2 separate regions of the Homo sapiens genome follow, and region 1 is linked to region 2. Evidence: chromatin contacts called from ENCODE Hi-C or POLR2A ChIA-PET data. All regions are on one chromosome and are shown on one strand. Each heading gives the region's core, a stretch centred on a gene start or an enhancer-like site at or near the end of the contact. The rest is flanking DNA. Distances are from core to core; before and after follow the strand shown. Region 1 overlaps CMSS1 (cms1 ribosomal small subunit homolog). Region 2 overlaps CMSS1 (cms1 ribosomal small subunit homolog).

Region 1 (2,700 bases), core at 103-2,602, 84 kb after region 2:
CTAGAGGAGGAAGCGTTCAGGTCTGAGAACAATAGGTGTGAAGGCTCCGGGGCAAGAAAGGAGTTTCCATGTTCTAGGCACTCCAGGAGGTCAGCATGGCTGGGGTATTGTGAGCCAAAGAGGAGGCAGTGGGATTGAAGGAGGAATTAGGGTCCCAGTTAGGGGAGCCCTGGGGGTGGTGCTAGGGAGTGTGAGTGTTATTTTAAGTATAAAAGCAGACTGCTGCGATGTTTTAACCTGGAAGTTTACATGATCCTATTTACCTTTTGGAAAGATCTTTTTGGCTCTCGTATGGAGAATGGAAGGGTCGAAGTGGTTGCTGGGGGTCCAAATACTGCCTGAACAGGGTACTCCCAGGCCGTGCGCTGGGTAGACCCAAGGAAAATGACCTGGGAATTCATGGACTGTAGGCAGCCTATCATTAATTTTCCTTCACACGGCTCTTCCTCTAAAGGCCAAAAGCATTTCTCTCTGCCTGATGATTAACAGAAGAAAAGGTGTCAGAAGTGCTGTCTTTCAGGTGGTCCAGTAAGGTAGGTCCCGGCCCTAACGCTTTGTACAATGTCCTAGATCTGCTATCATTTTCACTTTGCAGGTTGGTTAAATTCATGCCAACTTCCCAGTGTTCTTCACCTTTGTTCCTGGTACAAATAAGGTATTCAATAAATATTCATTACATTAACTTCACTTGGATTTCTAGTGGTCTGGGTAGAGAGGGAGAATTAGAGATAGCACTGGGGTCCTCTTTACCTCCTATGTGGAGAGGATATATTTGTCAGGTGGTTACCATGGCTCTTAAAGTATTACTATTTTCAGTCTATGACAGATACAGTTCAGAGCTGAAAAACATGACTCTCCGCTAGAATAAAAGGTGCTGTATACATACAAAAAGTTTTTTAAGAGCATCTGGTTAGAGTTTAATGTGGCTGAAAACATTCCTATTTTTTTTTTCCTGTTTCAGTTACTCAATTTTGGCTAAAAGTGTGCTTTGGAGATTTTCCAAAATAAAAATTCTGAGGTGAGAGATATTTCAACCCCAACAATAACTTGAAAATTGGAAGTTGGAATAGGAACGCTGTCACCAGCACTATGATGATTCAATTACATGTGAGAAGTCTAGTTTCTGACCATTCAACTGCACACTTCAGCTACAGGCATCAGTGTTTCCCTTGTTTTCTTTCACAGTGAGTAGATTTAGGGGCAGAAATGAGAATGATGAGAGAAAGCAAGAGGCTGAGGAGTACAGGCCTTTCCATTGGCCCCCAGGTCACAGCTGGTGACCCTGACCTTCTCAGCAGCCTCATGTGATTAGGAGCCTGCAGCAAACCAGTCACGGGGTAGGTCCTGGTTCCCTCCCTGTCCTCGCAGTCCTCACCACCCAGCACCAATAGCCTTGCTTGAACATCAAGGACATCCTAGAGGAGGAAATACATCCCCAAATGGCAAAAGGCCACCTGGGCCCGTGTGAGAAAGCAGGGGACAGCACTCCTCAGCGAGGTAGTAAACACAAGGCTCTGGGGACAGGACCTGGCACTATATGCTGTCTAGTAGCAGCAGCAGTTGCTGCTGCTGCTCTTTATTATTGATGTCAATGGTTTATAAATTGATGAGATGTATATGCGTTCACATGTCAGGTACTAACTCTCAGATCCCCGTTTTCAGTCTGTACCTCATCCCCACCAGCCATTCCTGCACAATCCCTCAGGCACTGCTTGACGCTTCCCTTTGAGTAAGGGCTGTTTATTCTCTGTATTTTAGAGCTGCCCCTGTTCACAGTACTTGCATTATTCCAATATCTCCATTCGGCAATTGCCATTTCTTCTTAGTGCCACTCCAAATCTCTTTATTGGGAGAGGTCAGTCTTCGGAAGTGAAAGAAATATATAAATGCACCATTCTAGCCACACCATTTATTCCCTGGCTTCCTCCTCTTTCCCATAGGGAGGGTGGTTTTGTTATCATGTTACTCTAGTGCTTCTCATGACGGAACATAACTCAATTTCTTCAGTCATCTTTTGCACTTCACTGAAGAGCTCTGTGATCTCAGGTGCTTCGTTTTGCTGGAAAGGGAAGAGCGGGACACATCTGATCCCTCACTTAGAAAAGCAGGAAATAATCATTTTAGTTAGGGGCCTGGGAGACACATCTGTTTGCAAAAGGAAGGAGTTGCTGTTTCTCTGGCTGTCTGCTTCCTTCCATCTGTCCCAAGCCCACCCTTGGAAGTTATAGCTGAGCAACTCTCAGTGAAATAAATGTTGTAACGGGTCAAGTAATTAGCAGGCAGAATTATGATTGGGCTGTAACCTAACTCTAATCGCTGACCTCAGATAATTAATTTCATATGACATAACACCTTAGCTGTGTGCTGGCTTAAAAGTTTCCACTTGTCTCTCTCTTTTAGCTAGATTGCATTTTCTATTTCTGGATTTGTCCTGTTGATGAGTCAGGTGGCCCCAGACTCTTCCTGTGGATGAAAGGGGCATCCTGACTTGGACATATTTTCTACATATGTAAATTACAAAAAGGAAAAACTCTGTGTCCTTTTTTTGGCATAAAAGTAAGGGAAACTGGAGGGTTGAGTGAGGAAGGTATAAACTAGCCAGTGTAAATAAACTCTAGCCCTAGGGCATGAATGCAGCAAGATGTACAACAGAGAAAATGGTGCTCTGGAACAATGCTTTTCTATATTAAAAACAGCCAT
Region 2 (2,700 bases), core at 116-2,615:
GTTCATCAAACACAGAGACATTCCCAGACCTTTCACTGTAGTGGTGAAAACCATTATGCATTTTATCTAATTCAGTTAGTCTGCTTTACTTATTAACTTGACCTCAAAAAACTGAGCAACCTTTTCTAAGTGTTCTTGATCACAGTAGTACAGCCTATGAAGTACATAAGAAGTACAGCCAAGACTCACCTGCTACAGGAATATCAAAGAGCAGATGAAATATAATCTATGATTATATTTCACAGTATGTAGTATAAAGATTTCACAGTATAAAGATTTCAGTGGAGTTCTACAAAAATACCAACTTGGTTTAATACTTAATGGAAAGGAAAACAGTAAAATTTATTTCAAATTAGATAGTGTAAGATTCAGTCTTATAATATGCGGGATACCAGGAGTACCTTGGAAAAGCCAGATACCAAATAAGATCTAGGAAATTTTTAGGAATCCAGAAGAATCTAGAAAAGCATTGTCCCTAGAGTTGATATTTCAGTATATCACCAAGTAATTTTTCATCCAAGATCTCAGTGCTTCCCTTAAATTAGATATTAAATGGCATGTGGTAATTCCCCCCAGTGGTTTTCTTCACAGTTAACGACTTTCTTCTTTTTTTTTTTTTTTGAGATGGAGTCTTGTTCTGTTGCCCAGGCTGGAGTGCAGTGGCATGATCTCGGCTCACTGCAACCTCCACCTCCCAGGTTCACACCATTCTCCTGCCTCAGCCTCCCGAGTAGCTGGGACTACAGACGCCCGCCACCATGCCCGGCTAATTTTTTGTATTTTTAGTAGAGATGGGGTTTCACTGTGTTAGCCAGGATGGTCTCGATCTCTTGACCTCATCATCCGCCCACCTTGGCCTTCCAAAATGCTGGGATTACAGGCATGAGCCACCGTGCCTGGCCTCATAGTTAACAACTTTCTTGATCTATCTACCTGCATTTTATAATTGGATACATGAATCAATCCAAGCTGTCTGAATATTTTTTTTTCTTCCTGCACCCACAAAAGCCAGTGAGAAGTAGGAACCTAAGACAATCTCTGGAACAGGTAACCATCTCTTACCACTTACAACATAAGATTAAACAAAGAGTTCTCTCTTGTGGCTTATTTGCATATTTCATTTGCATAATTCTCATCTAACTCCCTCTTTTAAAAAAAGTATTAATTATTCAAATAAATACTATTTATCCAGGCCATAAACAGTATATTAAAGTTCTCTCCCCGAGAATCATTTGTATAGTTCCAGATAATAGCATTCCATTTTAATATAGATGAGTACACAGATGTGACCGTGGTTTTAGAAACAGTTTAGGTAGCATCAAGAAACATCTGCACATTTTCCCAGCAGCCTGAGTAACTAGTAGTGATTTGTACAGACTTCTCTGCATCTGCTTTTTCCCCCCTTCCTTTTTTCAGCACATCTAGATGATTAATAGACTGAACAGGCCCTTATATATGCATTCTGACAGCCTTTAGGACGGTCTTGGTTGACAATACACACATAAGCCAGTGTTGTTATCATGAAACACTTCATTTGAATGACTATTACAGGCTGAACAGGATGTCCTATGCCAAGAGGTTGTGACATTTTGAGAGGGTGGTGCTGGGAGCCATGTGGGACTCTTTTCCCATCACAGCCAAGTTGACATTTTCTCAGGTTGTAGGATCATTAGGGCTGCAAAGGGAGAAACTTTGTCAGTGGCTGGGTAGATGTCCCTTGAGCCTGGATTATGCATTTGAAAAAATGGTTTCTTTGCCTTAGGGAAGAGAGTCTCATTTTAAAAAGAAAAAGGTTTTTATAACGAGTTCATGTATTCCACTATGAATTTTGCTGAAAAATCTGTCCTGAAGTATGTCTTTGCTGCCAAATCCCACGCTTTACAGTTAACCAAAGTTGACTCTGTATGACCTGTTACATTTTCCTTAGACAGTTGGATGTGATCACAGAAGGGTGACTGCCAAAGTTTTATTTCAGCTCAGATATAGCTAAATGCAAGAAATCACTTCCTGACACCTTTCTTCTGCCTGCCCCACCCTAAATCACCATTTTTCAAACAAGCTATGGAATCTACAAAATGGCCTACCTGTGTTCCAAGTTAATTTTGAGAATGGCTTTTTATGGCTGGTTTGTAATCTCTTTAGAAAAGCAAAATTATGATGGAAACTCTATGACATCCTAAGCTGTAAGCACTTGAAGATGAATGTAACTTCAGGTCTGTGAAGCTAAATATTTACCTTCCACATGATTTACTGCGTCTTTGTTCCTTTCCACACTGAGCTTTTTCTTTATGTGCATCCCTTCATCTCCAAGCTACTTTTTAGTAGCCCTGTTATATCAGTGTTTTGTGATGTTACAAAAAAGCAAAGAATGTGAGGTCAAATTTTCCATTACACACTTCAACAGGAATGCCAGGGAACTTAGCCAAACTAAGGCTACAAAAAAAATAAAAATAAAAATTACAGGAAAGATGATTCATTAATCAACAATTGCCTTACCAAGAAAATAGAATTACTTGTATGTATTTGGTTTGGGGAAGGGGGATAAGTGCAGATATCCTGGCTATGAGTGAAATGGAGGTATTTTATGTCTATGTAGCATGGTTTTAGACCTACCAGAGATCTTTTAAACAGTAAAATTCAGGAGAAAGGATAACTCATGTTGTGCCTTGATTTATCTCACCTTTTTCTTCTTTCAACATG

What was found. A loop is a pair of places that touch in the nucleus more often than their neighbours do. ChIA-PET counts read pairs that join two places held with the same protein, here RNA polymerase II (POLR2A).
Region 1: a loop to region 2 is called in a map of endothelial cell of umbilical vein, with 10 times the contacts of the local background. The contact joins two enhancer-like sites. A Hi-C loop is called at or near these places in 1 of 168 maps with a recorded cell type or tissue (endothelial cell of umbilical vein). POLR2A ChIA-PET finds 5 or more read pairs at or near these places in 2 of 52 experiments (CD4-positive, alpha-beta T cell and naive thymus-derived CD4-positive, alpha-beta T cell).

Annotation. Positions count from the first base shown.
Region 1 is chr3:100,123,249-100,125,948 of GRCh38, forward strand. The region is part of intron 1 of CMSS1 (cms1 ribosomal small subunit homolog); the gene reads left to right. Among named protein-coding and RNA genes, the nearest start is that of FILIP1L, 10 kb to the left of the region's middle. Within about 2 kb of position 1,353, at least 11 of the 41 ENCODE cell types and tissues checked have a DNase peak (open chromatin) inside an H3K27ac peak, as active enhancers do; they include endothelial cell of umbilical vein, where a contact is called at or near this core.
Region 2 is chr3:100,039,151-100,041,850 of GRCh38, forward strand. All of the region lies in intron 1 of CMSS1 (cms1 ribosomal small subunit homolog), which reads left to right. The region is part of intron 1 of FILIP1L (filamin A interacting protein 1 like); the gene reads right to left. It overlaps LOC105374010 (a long non-coding RNA gene), which reads left to right. Exons shown (of 5, transcript NR_189163.1): 5 at 625-2,243. Among named protein-coding and RNA genes, the nearest start is that of FILIP1L, 74 kb to the right of the region's middle. Within about 2 kb of position 1,366, at least 16 of the 41 ENCODE cell types and tissues checked have a DNase peak (open chromatin) inside an H3K27ac peak, as active enhancers do; they include endothelial cell of umbilical vein, where a contact is called at or near this core.